2 separate regions of the Homo sapiens genome follow, and region 1 is linked to region 2. A link is a loop called in an ENCODE intact Hi-C map of the cell type or tissue named here. Cell type or tissue: thyroid gland. All regions are shown on one strand. Links, peaks and the distances in the headings refer to the core of each region. The heading gives the core; the rest is flanking DNA.

Region 1 (7,718 bases), core at 1,637-6,636, 45 kb before region 2:
TAGTTAGCTCCAGGGCCAGGAAAGGCTTCTCATCATTGTAACCGCATTGCAGCCGTGACTGTCTCTGAGAATCATGTTTAGTTTAAGAAGCACAGTTTGATCATTGAAGATCAATGTAAAGGAAATCCCATCATTTATTTGCACTTCTGGAAGTATATTAAAGGGGATCCAACTTATCCCCAGCACCCCTTCTCATTTCATTTCTCCTTCTTCCGGCATTCCAATTTTCCCACACTCTCTGACTGCGTCCTTCTGACCTCCTTTCCAATGCCTCCCTCCAGCCATGACTGAAGCTCTTCTTCTCTTCTCTTCGCAGTTCTCCTTGATCTCCAAACTCAAATGCCCCCCAACATAGGGTAGGAGCAGCGTCCTCCTGGGAGGGTGCAGGAAGGGCAGAAATCCGGGGTGCAGAGCCAGATCCCTCCAGAGTGGGCCAGCAGAGGGCAGTGGCTGAGGTCAGCTGTAGGTTAACAGTTATTTTGATATTAATAATACGTAGTGATTAATTTGAACATAGGTCTGTTGAAGCCAAATCCAAGGTCCTTCTCCCCGCTATTTTTTTTTTTTTTTTCTGAGACGGAGTCTTGCTCTGTTGTCCAGGCTGGAGTGCAGTGGCCTGATCTCGGCTCACTGCAACCTCTGTCTCCCTGGTTCAAGTGATTCTCCTGCCTCAGCCTCCTGAGTAGCTGGGAATTACATGTGTGCACCGCCATGCCCGGCTAATTTTTGTATTTTTAGTACAGACAGGGTTTCACCATGTTGGCCAGGCTGGTCTCAAATTCCTGACCTCAAGTGATCCACCCGCCTTGGCCTCCCAAAGTGTCGGGATTACAGGCATGAGCCACCATGCCTGGCCCCCTTCTCCCTGCTAAACAGCAGGTTGGAAGGGCCTGTACCTTAGAGGCAGGTTAACTGTAAGGCATGGTTTTCAGGGGGTGCTACTGCCTTCTTGTTTTTGTAAAGGATCCAAAGCTCACTCCTAGGCTGCTGGACAGACGCCCAGTTGATCTGGAACCATTCTAAGGGTGTGGGCAGATCCAGAGACATTCATCTGCAGCAGTGGCTGTGTGGTTTCTTGCTTTTGTGATTGACCTCTATGCTGCCATCCAACACTTACTGAGCACCTTCATGATCAAAACTCTCTGGGGTGCTGAGTAATTTGACGGAATGAAAATAAGACAATAAATATTGACCCTGCCCTGATCGGACTATCACTTTTATTGGGGAAATAAGACAAAGGTTCAAGAGAGCCCCAAAGTGCCAAATTCTCACTGAAGGCAACGGCTTCTTCACCTTTGGAGAGCAGGTAGATCAGCCAGAGCTGGAAAGGGCTGGGGAAGTTTCCTGGATGAGGGGTGCTTGAGCTGGTCTGGGAAGGGTGAGGGAAGAGTGGAATAGGACTGGAAAGGGGTGGCAAGGGCTTGGAGGGCTCCGTGTGTTATCTGTAAATGAGTAGGACTGGAACAGAAATGCAAATGTTCAAGCCAACTTAAAGGGGACCCCCGGCTTTGTTCAGAGCCATCACTAGAATGAACAGTTCATGTTCATATAGGAGCAGAGGGGTATTTGTTCTGTACTTTAAGCTAGTAGAGAAAGCACACCCCACATTGGACATTGCACTCCTGGGACTCTGAGGCAAAATGCATAAGGCATGGGGCAATTCTTTTGCAGCGGTAGAGCAAGATAGATGAAACTGGAGCTGTGAGAAGTTAGCCAAACTGAGGGCAAGGCCTGCTCTCTCCCCATACAGCAGCCTTTCCTGCAAATACAGGTGCCTAAGGAGCTGTATTCTGGCCCCTGGGAGAAGGAGACAGCAGGCAGCTCCTTCTGGCCCAGATGGGGTGTCCTGGGCAGTCAGTGGTGAGGAAAACTCATTCACTTCTCTTAGAAGCCAGGGAGAGCCCCCGTGCTGACTCAGCACCAAGTACCACACTCTAAGCTGTGACCAGGACAAGTGCATGGCCTTGGGAAGCTCACAGTCTAACTCCAGTGGCTCTCACCTGGAGGGTGGGGCCTCATCCCGAGTTTCTGACTCAGGAGGTCTGGGGTGGGACCCAAGAATGTGCCTAACAAGCTCCCAGGTGACACAGGAGCTGCTTGTCTGGGGACTCCACTTTGAAAATCACTCATCCAAAGTAGGATCTCAAACTTTAGATGCCTGAGAATCACCTGGCCTGGTTTCTGGAGATGCTGATTCATAGACTGGGGTAAATGTAAAGGCGTGGATTTTGACAAGTGTCTGGAGATTCTGATGCCCATCAGTACTCGAGAACCACGGGCATATGGGGGTGCTTGTTGAATGGCAGCTGCCCAGAGTGGGAAGCTGGCTTCTGTAGCTGTGGGACAGGGTCTAGAACCTGTATTTTTTTTTTTTTTTTTTTTTGAGATGGAGTCTCACTCTGTTGCCCAGGCTAGAGTGCAGTGGCGTGATCTCAGCTCACTGCAAGCTCCGCCTCCCGGGTTCACGCCATTCTCCTGCCTCAGCCTCCTGAGTAGCTGGGACTACAGGTGCCCGCCACTGTGTCCGGCTAATTTTTTGTATTTTTAGTAGAGACGGGGTTTCACTGTGTTAGCCAGGATGGTCTCGATCTCCTGACCTTGTGATCCGCCTGCCTCGGCCTCCCAAAGTGCTGGGATTACAGCCATTAGAACCTGTATCTTTAGCAGGCACCCCAGGTGACACTTGTGCTGAGCATGTTAGAGACACTGGCCAGAAGGTGGAGGGAAGGTGGGAGTGGCAGCTCCTCCTTCACTGTGGAGGAAATGTCTGTTCTCTCTTTGTGAAGCCCTGATTACCTCCCACCTCCCACAGCCAGGTCTGGCCACACAGCAGTACAGCCACTAGCGTGGGCCCAGTAAGTGCCCGGCTTGGCAGTAAATGGACCCAGTAAGTGGGTCCGTCATGTTGTACTTGGCACCCAGCAAGCTGCCCACATCATTTGGTATTCTCAACTGTGGAAATACCCAGAAGATGTTAGGAAAATGTTGACCTTGCTCAAACTCAACAGGGCTGGGTCCTGAACTTCACCTGAACGTCACAGGGTGTCCCTGCCCACCAACATTCAGCTGCTGTTGACTCTTTTTTGCTTAGAGACTCGGTGAGTCTCTGTGGTGTTTTGTATCCTTACCTCCAATCTCCCAAGAAAGTAGAGATGCTATCCAAGGGCTGATGATATGCAGGTGGTCATTCAAAGATGTGCACCTGAATTCTCACTCATCTTGCACCAATAAGGTTTATGCAACCTGCTGCAGTGAGTCACGCCACTCCCACCCCTGCCCCACCCCCACAAGCCCAGGAGATATAGAGAGGCTAAACACCAGAGCTTGCAAAACAGAGTGCAGTTTAAACAGGATCTTGCATCCTAAACAAAAATGTTCCAGCTCCACCCCATGTAATTTTGTGACGAGTAGTTTAGGGAGATTCCCTTCAAAGAAGTTCCAGAAACTGGAGGGAAATTTGAGAGGTCAGAAGACGGGGGAAGAGGACGAAGGGCTGTTTTTGCCGGAAAGTTCTTTTGCAGGGCAATCATGACTGTAAAACAGAGAGGAAGGATAATTCAGTCTCATGCAGCAGGCGTGGAGCCCGTGAGCCCTCTTTGTCCTACATTGAACCAAGGGGTGGGGTGGGGACTCAGGTGCCAACCCGGCTCGCACACACACTGGTGGGCTCTGTTTTTGAATCCATAAAAATGGGAGGAAAGTGTCCTTTCTACTCCCTGCACGGGGAGATGGGAGGAAAGTGTCCTTTCTACTCCCTGCACGGGGGAGATGGGAGGAAAGTGTCCTTTCTACTCCCTGCACGGGGAGATGGGAGGAAAGTGTCCTTTCTACTCCCTGCACGGGGAGATGAGAGGACTGGCGTGGATGAAGCTGGCTTCCCCGGCATCACCAGGCCACCATCCAGGCCAGCCCAGTGACGGGCCAGGAGCCAGAACCTTCCCTCTCCAGGCGTTGGATTTTATTGGGAGACCCAGCTGGAGGAGCAGGAGGACTGTAAGTGCAGCAGCGGGTCGGAAAATGGAAATGGCTTACTACCTTTGGCATGCATTTTTGCAGATATTCTGGGGAAAGTGGACTGTCCCGCCTTGTGACCACTAGTTATTGTTTACCTTTGCATGGCTTGTCATAGCACTGGGACAATGGGGGCGCAGCGCTTCAAGCTTGTGAGAAGCCAAGGGACTCCCAGGCCAATAAGCAAGTGCATACTTGTCCTAATGATCGTCGTCACAGGGTGTCCCATGCACCTAAGTTCATACCAGGGGGCTGGACAGGGGTGTGGAAGGCGGGGCCGGAGGGACGGGGGAGGGGTGGGGAGGCCAGCACAGAGCGCATGCGCAGTATATGCCCGCACCTGGAGCGGCAGCCCAGCCAGGTGCCGGGACTTGGCGTCAGAAGACAGCTGTGAGGCTTTTCTCTGCCACCGGCAGGTGGGTTCAATGACTCTGAACAAAGCATTACATTCCTTTGCGTCTCAGTTTCTTTATTTAAGAAATGACAACATACTCAGCTTGCCAGCCTAGCAGTTGTGGGGTTCTAGTGCAGTGGCTTGCGTACCGTCCGTAAACTGTTATGTGAGAATAAAACATTTATCATCATCCATTTCTGCTCCACAAAACGCTTTGAGTCAGTTTAGTTATTATAAAGTGTGAATGTGGTGAAGATGCTGATGGATGACTGAGGAGCAGCCATCTCCCCGCAGCCTCTCTCGGAGTCTGCACCCACTTGGCCCACAGCCTTGGTTAGGGGTCTCCTGTGTGTGTCAGCCCCGTGAGCTGAGTTTTTGATGAGGGTAGGGGTTCCTTCCTCTTTGGGTGCCATGACCTCTATGGACCCCTTATTAGGAGAATGCTTTTAAATGTATAAAAGAAAACACTCTGGGTTACAAAGGAAATCAATTACACTGATACATAGTTACCCAAATATTTTTTTTTAATTTGTGCTCTTTAAAAAAAATTAATTTTTTCATAGATCCATCAACAGTCCTGATAACTACTCTCATTTCCATGTAGTGATGGGCATGAACGCTATCCTGAGATTCCTGGAACAGATGTAGTGTCATATGAAAGTAGCTGTGATTTCTAACTGGTGACCAAGTACCAGGTACTGTTTTTGCTTCTGTGGCTTGTTGTGTACATTCACGATGGAAGGAAGTGCTAATGTTCAGCTAGAGATTAGTGAAAAAAAAGTCATAGTTTCTCTATGCAAGTTCCAGACTGCTGGAATTCTGTCCACAGACAGGACACTTTGGGGGTCTGTGATTAGACCCCTCGAATGAGAGCTTCCCTACCAGGAATGTCTGCCTGGCACCTGTGCTCTTCTCCTTCTCCCCCTCCTTCTTCTCCTTCTCCTTCTTCTCCTTCTCTTCCTCCTTCTTCTCCTTCTCCTTCTTCTCCTTCTCCTCCTCCTTCTCCTTCTCCTCCTCCTTTTCCTCCTTCTCCTTCTCATCCTCCTTCTTTTTTTTTTTTTTTTTCCTGAGATGGGATCTTGCTCTGTCACCAGGCTGGAGTGCAGTGGCGCAATCTCAGCTCACAGCAACCTCCGTCTCCCAGATTCAAGCGATTCTCCTGCCTTGGCCTCCCGAGTAGCCGAGACTACAGGCACGCGCCACCATGCCCAGCTAATTTTTCTATTTTTAGTAGAGATGGGGTTTCACCATGTTGGCCAGGATGGTCTCGATCTCTTGACATCGTGATCTGCCTGCCTTGGCCTCCCAAAGTGCTGGGATTATAGACGTGAGCCACCGCACTTGGCCCTCCTTCTTATGGAGGGGGAAGGAGAGTGAGGGCTGGTGCTGAGGGGCGGAGACCTCGCCCTGACCTTCAGCAGGACATGGAGCCCTGGGGTTTTTGATGTTCTTAGCTGGTGACTTAGAAGGATGCCACCCCTTTTGACTTGGGGAAAAATTGAACACCTCAAAAAAAGGAAGACATAGAGACCCAAACCACAGAGCTCCCAGCAGGATAAATGGACAGGGATTGAGAGGGGAGCCTCTCAACTGAGTGGGGCGCCACCCTCACCAGACCCCGTTTTCCTAATCACACACGGGCTGGTGATGATGTCTGCCTAGGATTCTGGGGCTCAGATATTTTGCTGTAACAGGCTGGTGACTAAAATTGCTTTTTATAATGTTATTTATTTTTAAAATAAACCTTAGGGGATCTCTTTGTAAGTGTTGTAAAATAAAGACGGTATTCTCTGGGCTGATGTTTCACAGGATTTGTTGCCATTTATAACCCCCTGGGTGCTATCAGATGTGCTGAATGCTGGAAGAATCAATACTCTAATCTTTGGTTCCAGAGAATCTGACTCAGGTTCATGAAAAATCGGAACTTTCTCTGGTGCGAGCTTTGCTTATAACTTTGGCATAGGGGACCAGGAAAGTCTCACGGATGCAAAGAGACATCGGTTGGTACCTATTACTTTTTCACATTTTAAAATTGATTTTTAATTGGAATTTAATTGTTCCATTTAGAATTAATGTTATGCCCTGGCCTCTTCAGGAAATAGATGAACATCCCATTGCTCCCCACAGGGAAAGCCATTGCTGGCTGGCCTCTGCCCTGCTCGCTCTCCCTGGCAGCACGGTGGAGCCACAGGATAGAGCTGCCAGGGGCTCCCAGAGCCCTGAGAGCTGCTCCTGAAGGGTGCTTTAGCCAGCGGCTTCAATCTCCCTGGCTGTAACTGACAGCAAGAAGCCCATGTTCTATTACATGTGTGCATATACATATGTGTAAAACCAAAAACAATTTAACAAAATATGTATATACATACGTACATATGTATATATGTGTGGATGTGTGTATATACATATGTAGATATGTATATATGTGTGAATGTATATATATATACATACGTACATATGTGTATATGTGTGAATGTATGATATATACATTGCGTATACATATATATAATAGGAAAGGTTTATCTGAATAATACTCCTTTTTTTCCACCTTTTTCTTTGTTGTTTTGAGATAGAGTCTCACTATATTGGCCAGGCTGGTCTTGACCTCCTGTTCTCATCAAATCCTCCCACCTTGGCCTCTCAAAATGCTGGGATTACAGGCATGAGCCGCCGCGCCCGACCAGTACTTACTCTTACCATACACTATGCACACTGCACGCTGACATTGTTGATTCTAGTCTTCGTAAGTGCGCCTGTATCCTTATGTAGATGACATAAGCAGGTATACACATGTGCGTATTACTGAAAAGGTTCAACAATACAGTATTTCCCCCAGATGTGCTATGCACTCTGACCTGTTCTAGTTTCATGTTTGTCCATTGCCGGCTGCGGCCATTGGAATGGATTTCGTAACTTGTTCGTGGGTTGCGACTCTGCAAAGACTGCAGCTTGAGAACAGGATCTTGCAGGCGTGTGGGCGGGAAGGGGTGAAGCCTGTGACGCAGCCAAGTGTTTCTTGGAGGCTCTTGCAGGGGTGGGGTTGGGGCGCCGCTTCTAGTGGCTTCCGCATTTGGGTGCCCCACTTGTGCTTTTTCGCCTTTTCTCCTGTCCCTGACCTCTGCCTGCCTCCATTTCCTCCAGACTTTATTTTTTCTTTTAATTGAATCCATAGCCCCACGTGGCACTTATGAGCCATCTCTGTGGTGTTTCTGCACCTTCTTCTGTTTAGCCGCAAGAGAGTGGCCAGGTGGGAAGGCCAACTGACTTACTAATAGCTCGTGGCTCTGTGTGACCACTACAGATGGCGTGTCTCATT
Region 2 (7,718 bases), core at 1,569-6,568:
CAGCCCTCCGGCCTTGCTTTGGAGGTGCAGATGGGGCAGAAGGCTGAGAGCACATGGGGACACTTAATCCAAGTTGGCACAGATGCTCCGTTCTGCAGCTGTGGTGCTGCTGGGCAGGGATTCAATGCTTGGGACATGGGTGAGGATGTGTGTGTGTGGTGTGAAGGGTGGTCCCGGGAAGCTGCACACACTTGGGTGCCCACTGCTGGGGGTAGTGGTGGGTGATGTGGGGAAGCTCTTTGTAGAGCAGTGAATGGGAAGAGGGGTGGGCCAGATGTGCTGGGCAATCCCTGCTGGTGGTGAACATTCCATTCACATGCACCCGTCCCTCCTCTTCCCCATCTATCCCCACACCTCTTTCCATTTGTCTGTTTTCCTCACTGGTAAGCAGGGCACCCAGAATAACTTGCCATTTACTTTCAGAGAGTTTTTCTAGATTTGACTTAGTTGTGTTATTCAATAATAATCAATGGAAAGGTCTTCCTGCTTTCCTTATGCTGTCCCTCCTTTCCTCTGTCATGCATGGGACACCCACCCCGGGCAGGCACTGTGCTGTGTGCTAGGAAAATGAAGAAGGGAAGAGTGACCTGAGAAAGCAGGCTCACTGACCCCCTAGCACTTCATGGTAATGAGCTGATCATCGGCATACCTTCATTTCTTGTAGAGGCAGTGGTTCTCAACTTTTTGTTTTTGGGACCCCTTTACATTTTCAAAAATTATTGAAGACAGCAAAGAGCTTTTTTTTGTGTGTGTGTATTATGGTAAGCTGAGCATTTTTTTTTTTACCATATTAGAAAGTGGAATTAAGACATTTAAAAACATTTATTCATTTAACATAATAAACTTATTACATGTTGATATAAATAACATTTTTATTTAAAAAACCCTAAATTTTTAAGGGCAAAATGGTCTAATAAGAAGAGCAGTATGATTTTACATTTTTTCAAGTCTCTTTAACAGCTGGAAGATGGCTAGATTCTCCTATCTGACTCTGTACTCAATCTGTTGCACTACCACACATCACAAAACTTCTGGAAAACTCCACTGCACACTTACAGAGTAAGGGTGGAAAGGGTAGATGACATCTTAGTATGATTATAAAAATCATTTGACCTTATGGGGACCCTGAAAGGGTCTGGGGACTCCCAGGGGTCCCTGGCCTGACCACACTTTGAGAACCACGGGCGTTGGCCTTTCTGAAGGTTTGATGTAGTGCCTCAGTTCTAGAAGCCACTCAGTGCTTGATTCTAGAAGCAACATCTAGTGCTATGGTGAGGCCTGGGCCTGAAGTCTGGCTGTGATCTTGGAGCATTAACCTAGAAATTGGGGACTGAAGGAAACTGAGGTGGGCTGCAGGCATTGGACTTTCCTTTTAGTGTTTCTTTGTGTGTTTTGAGGGACTTTTTAGTGCTCTTTTTTTCTGACTATAGGAAGTAGGATATGGGTGGTGTATTATCTGAAGCTATCATTTCCTGAGCACTTCCTCCCGGATAGGCATGTTGCTTGTGCTCTCTCTGGCTAAAATTAGTTTGTTCTTTGGAATTTGCTGTCTCTTAACGTAACAAAGGGTTTGGAGTAAAAATAATAAAGTATTAGTGGAAATTTAAAGGTGCTAGCGAGCCCTTTTATTGTTCTGGTAACATTGATCTTACTTTAATCTGTGGTGCCCCTCCATGCTTGTATATTGGGAACAAGGGGTTTCATGTCCTTAGACTGGGGGCAAATTCTCAGACACATTTCTGGCAGAACTCAGGTGGAGAGGGAAACATCTTTAGCTCCATCTAAAGTGTAAAATGGAGTATAGATGTGTACTGCCTGATGAAAATCTGTTTTTCACAACTGAGACACAGCCTTTGAGGGTCCCCCCACATGTGATTTGTTTACCATTTCCGTGCCCTCCTCTGGCACCATCCTAGTCGCTAGTGAACAGATACCATCTGACACATAGATTTGTGTCGTTTTATAATTGCAGTGTTGGCAACCATGTAATTGTCCCCTAAGAGAAGACTAGTTAAGTATGTTGTCTATATAAATGGAATACAATAGGGCTGAAACAAACAAAAATGTGTTTTCTTGTACCATTGGGGAAAAATTTCCAAGAAGTAGTGTTAAATCAAAAATGAAGGCACAGAGCAAGTTTTGTAGAGTGCCAGTCTTTGTGGTGGGGGCAGGAGTATACCTTTGCTTGTATTCGTGTAGTAACCTTTGAAGACTATAAAACCGTCTATTAAGAATGGAAACTCATAGGCCATGGTGGGAATAACGTGACTGTGAGAGAGGAAAGGGAAGGAACTGCTCATATATACACCTTCTTAAACTTTTTGATATCATGTAGATGCATTACCCATTCAAACATTAAATCTGCTTAAAAATAATAGAAAAGCAAAATAAAATCCAGATGGCAAGCAGCTCAAATCCTTTTAACTAAAACCCCTTCATTTTTCTAGACAGGGAATAGCCCCACTGTGAACCGGGGGCAGTCCTGCCCCTGGGGTTAATGACTTTTCAGTTTTAACAAATGTCACCCTTAATGACCATGTAACCATGATAAATGCAGAAAGGCACCAACCCAAGTCCTCACTAGTTGGCTCAGCAAAGCAAACCTCTATTGATCCATGGTTCATCTCTTTAGCTTGGTTTTTAGCAGGGAGGCATAGAGACCAAGTGTTCAGAAACTTGTTGGACAGAGGGTGGAATTTTAGAATTTTAATAGTTGTCTTTGGACAGGTTTCATGTGCTGTGAACATGCCCCGAGAGAGTGCCTGAGTGTGCAAATCCATTAGGTTGGAGCCCGAGTCACCCCTAAAGGAGCTCCTACAAGAAGGAGGTGCTGTTTAGCTTCTGAGGGGTAGCATGGTTGGCTTACATCTCTGGGGAAGCTCTCAAGCAACAAAGGGTGAGGAATGGACAGTAGCGGCTTTTTAAATGCAGGTGAGGAATGTATATGGGCTTTGTAGATATCTCAAGCATGAGAGTCTTGAAAGAAAAGGGTTGAGTACTGACAGAAAAGCATCACTTTCAAAATGTTTCAGAAGCACATGTTTCTCATTCTATTACATAGACGTGTGTCAAAGTTTCAGTTTAGTTGACGAGACAAAAGTTGGAAATGTTACTTCATGCATTTTCCTTTCCTCAAATATGGCAGCCCTCTTTATCCATGGAGATCTGTTCCAAGACTCCCGGGGGCTGCCTGAGACCTCGGAGAGTACTGGACCCTACACATTGTATGTTTTTTTCCTATATGCACATACCTATGATAAAGTTTCATTTGTAAATTAGGCACAGTAAGAGATCGATAACAATAATAAATAATGAAATAGAAAAATTATAACAATATACTGTACTGAAGATTATGTAAATATGATTTCTATGTACTGTACTAAAGGTTATGTAAATATGATCTCTCTCTCCCTCTGTCTCTCTCAAAATATCTTAATATTTTTGGACAACAGTTGATGGCGGGTAACTGAAACCTCAGAAAGTGAAACTGAGGCTAAGACGGGATGATTGTGTTAACAATGCTGTTAATAATTTTAAGACATCGGTGGAGGTAGGCAAAGTTTATATAGGACATTTCTGTATTATTTTTGCAACTCTTCAGTAAATTTGAAATTATTTCAAAATGCCAACTTGAAAAAAATTACCTAAAAGAACAATAATAACGACACAGGAGGCTTTTATTTACAAAGCTGGGTTCTTAAGAGAGAAAAGCTTCCTTTTAGCGTTGGGAGCCAGCCTTCTAGGCTGGGCATGGCAGGCACTTCTCTAGAAGAACGTGAAGCCCAGGGGCTTTGGCTACCACAGCCCAGCCAAGACAGAAGTTCTGCAGAGAAGGACGTGTCATTTGCACCTTTCAGAGGAGTCGGGATGTTGTCAGAGACAGGCCCCAGGGCCAGGCCTCCTGTTCAGACATCACAGATTCTCCATAAAGCAGAGAGGATGCAGGAAATGACGTAGGAATCATTTCCCAGTGAGTCAACCTGTAGGCTGAAAGTGGGGCAGCTAGAGAGGAGACCAGGGTACAGATGAGTGTCCTCAAGAGGCCCCTCCAGGCCCCTGGCTGAGGTTGAGACCCTGGAACGTGGACAGGACTGAGGGACCCAGGTAGGAGGGCCTGACCCTTGCCCACCTAGAACCAGGAGGGGGCGCCATCTTGAGAACCCCTGCACCAGAAGGAGAGGCCCTGGGTTGGCCTGGGAATAGCGGCCTGGGGCAGGCAGAGGACTCCGAGGCGGCCTGACTTGCTGGATAAATGGATGTTAGCCTTTCCGGTCACCATTCGATGTTGGCACTGGCTCTCCTTGCTTTGCTGGGGATCTTTTCTTCCCAGCATATGTACTCCATGCTCCCTAAAGCATTTCATGTTCCTTAGTGAACTGGAGCCAAGGGAGGTCCCAGTGAGCTCGTTCAACCTCTGATCTGTAGGTGACAACTCACTGCCCAAATGCCCTCCTAGTGTTCTTTGTGCAGATCTTAGAGGGAAGCTGTCCCCTGCTTCTGGCCCCCTGCCCCATAGGAGTGAGCAGGCTGGGAGGACACCATCCAGTGACAAAGGGCTGAGATCCGTGTCTTGGGGCTTTCTTTGCTCTTTTTGGCTCCCAGAGGCTAGGTTAGCTCTGAAGTAAGGGCACCTCTTATGGTGACTTGGGGTTACTCATGGATGGCTTTATCCTTCTTTGAGGTGTGTGGTTGTGAAAGGACCCTGAGTGGCTGGTAAGATCAGTTTCTCTTCTTTGCCTGTGCTGGGTGGGGCACAGTGCACCACACTAGATCCCACGCAATGGGGAGCCTGGGAGGGGGCGTGACGAGGGACGCTTTCCACCAGCAGCTCTCTGCAGTGTTTCTTTTCTTTTCTTTTTTTGAGATGGAGTCTTGCTCTGTCACCCAGGCTGGAGTGCAGTGGCATGATCTCAGCTCACTGCAACCTCTGCTTCCTGGGTTTAGTGACAAGTACTCTTCCATCTTGCTGTAGAAGAGCTGATTGATTCTACCAGCCACACAGGGAATGTGCAGGGAAGTATAGTAGATACAATCACTATTGCGATGCTTGTCACTAAACTCAATAGAACAAAAACTAGAAAGCATTAGTTTTCAAAGCTGGCTGTCAGTTTGATGAAGTTAAATGAAGGTGGCTGAGGAGGAAGATGGAGAGTTCATGTAGATTCTGAAAGGGTTTTCTGGTCCTTTCCAATTCCTTAGGAGTTTGTTTATTATTCCATTATTGATTGAACAGATATTGATTCAGCCCTGTGAACTGCCAGGCTCATCAAGACAAAGAAGTTTCTCTCATAGCCCTTTGGTCCCAGTGTGGGGAGACGGCTGATAAAAATAAGCACAGTTGGGCAGAAATGACAGCACGTGCCAGCAGTGGTAACTGCACGAGGACAAAGAAGTGGCAGAGACTGGCAGGAAGACATGGGGCTATGGGGATCGAGGGGTGGGACAGGCTTCGATGTTCAATAGGACAGTGGACTTGGGTCCTAGGGCTGCCCTGATAAAGCACCATAAACTGTGTGACTTAAAACAACAGAAATTTATCCTGTCACACTTCTGGAGGCCGGAAATCGAAAATCGAGTTGCTGGCAGGGCTGCATTCCCTCTGCAGGCTCTAGGGAAGATCCTTCCCTACCTCCTCCACCTTCTAGTGGTTCCAGGCTTCCCTGGCTTGTGGCCCCATTACCCCAGTCTCTGTCCCCATCTTCACATGGCCTTGTCTCTGTATCTCTGTGTGTATTATCCTCTTTTTATAAGAACACCGATCATTGGATTTAGGCTCACCCTAAAACTAGGATATCTCATTGCAAAATCTTTAACTTAATTACATCTGCAAAGACCCTATTTCCAAATAAAGTCACAATGACAGGCTCCCCATGGACATGAATGTTGGGGAGGATGTGATTCAACCCACTGCAGGTGGTCAGGGTAGGCCCCGGAGGGAAAAGAAGGTGGGATATGAGCTTAGAGGAGGTGCTGGGAAGCCAAACAGCTCCCTGCAATAGGTGGGTTCCAGGGCAAAGGAGCAGCTGGGACAAAGCCCCTGAGCTGGGGCAATGAGGCCACTACGGTGGGGACAGGAGGCATGGATGGAAGAGGGAAGATGTGGGCGAGGCATCACACAGGGTTGTGGAGACCACGATGAGGCCCCTGCAGTTAGCGCTGAGTGATATGGGGGCCACACAGGAGGCTGAGTAGAAGACAGATGCCACTTGACCTTAGGAGACTGCCAGGAAGTTGGTTCAGGAATCCAGGAGCGAGCAGAGCGGGAGGATAATAAGTGGTTGGCTCCTGGGTTTACTTTGAAGGAAGGGCCAGCAGGACTTCCTGACCAATTGGAAGAGGGGAAGGAGGGAGTGAGAGCAAGAGGAGAATGGACAGGGACTCCAGGGCTCTTGGCTGGAGCAGCCAAAAGGATGGCGTCACTGGGGATGGGGAGGTCTTTGCAGGCAGCAAGTTGTGTATGAAGAGCAGGAGTTTAGTCTTGGGCGAAGGGAGTGTGAGATGCTGAGGCTGAGGTGTGGAGTTGGCTGTTGGACATGTAAGTTGGGAACTTGGGAGAGAGGTCTGGGCTGGAGGCACAAATTGGTGGGAGGATGACTTTTTTCATGATTGGCTTTTCCTAGATGTTGGGGTTTTTGGCTTACAGATGGGAAAGAGAGTGGGGAAAGGAGACAGAAAAAGAAAAAAGATAGTGAAGAAGGTAAGGAGTTAGACAATTTCATACTGGGGCCCCCACTGGGTGTTATTGGTGGAGGCAAAGTGGAGATGAGAAAGAAGGAGCCCTGGAATCAGACTGACCTGAGCCTTTGTTTTCACTGCTGCGAAATGGGGATACTAATCATCATGATGATGATGATGACGATGACCCAACCATCAAAACAAGACAATAACAGCTGCCAACCTTTGTGACACTCAGGATGCGCCCCACTCTGAGCACTTCATGGATGTACCCTCATTTAACCCTGACAATAGCTGTGGGGCAGGTTGGCAATTCTGTCTGTTTGGGAGCTGTGTAGTCTGAAGCACAGAGAGGTTGAATCTCCTACCTGAGGTCACACAGCTGGTGGGAGATGGTGCTGATTTACTCAGGCCTGAGCTCATTGCCCTGGGCTCCACCTATGATACTTCTCTACTGTGTGCTTGGCACATCTTTAAATACTCAAAAGGTACCTGTAGGTAAAATCGGGGCTTACAACTTGGGAGTACTGAGAATTACAAATAAAGGAGTCTTTCACATTCTGTCATGAGACCTGGGTCAGCCAGGTCACAGGGGCCGCCCCCCGGCTTTCCCCATCTCCCCCGGAGTTCCAGGTTGTATGTGAAGCTGGGAGCGATGAGGGTGAATTTCCGGTCGGGAGATTATAAAGAGGCCTCTCTTCTGCTGTCCTAAATGCTCCAGCGGACCAGCCTGGGGGCACTTCTCTTCATATCCTGTTACCTTGAAGAATAATCCCCTTTATTCTTGTTTTCGTGACTTGCCCATCTCTCTCTGGGTTTCAATCTTTTTTTTTTTTTTTTTTTTTTGTGGAGAATGGTATCATCTAATATTTATTAAGTAATTAAGTGTTCAATAAAGCTAGGGCATTTCCTCCAAGCAGGCTGGCTGGAAGGCAGGTTTGGGGGCTCACTTTCCCTTAGGTCTGTGTCCCTGGGGGTCCCAGGGCTGTGCACTGCCTGATCGGGAGGCAGCAGCCCTGGCTGTCACACCTGGCTATGGGCAG

Evidence for each region. Peaks named below come from ENCODE experiments on the same cell type or tissue, not always from the same donor. Only the 100,000 strongest peaks of a DNase experiment are listed, where the experiment ranks them.
Region 1: a loop joins it to region 2, with 1.9 times the contacts of the local background. A loop is called at or near these places in 12 of 110 quality-filtered maps.

What each region holds. Positions count from the first base shown.
Region 1 is chr21:39,079,436-39,087,153 of GRCh38, reverse strand. LINC02943 (long intergenic non-protein coding RNA 2943) reads left to right here and starts at 2,621. Exons shown (of 7, transcript XR_001755055.2): 1 at 2,621-3,993; 2 at 5,010-5,100; 3 at 6,215-6,405. In thyroid gland, for the core only: a CTCF peak has its summit at 4,424; DNase peaks (open chromatin) are centred at 2,023, 2,893, 3,283 and 4,143; H3K27ac peaks cover 3,212 bases.
Region 2 is chr21:39,034,437-39,042,154 of GRCh38, reverse strand. The region is part of intron 3 of LINC02943 (long intergenic non-protein coding RNA 2943); the gene reads left to right. Among named protein-coding and RNA genes, the nearest start is that of LINC02940, 19 kb to the right of the region's middle. In thyroid gland, for the core only: a CTCF peak has its summit at 4,166 (motif pointing right); no DNase peak of the experiment used is centred there; H3K27ac peaks cover 1,341 bases.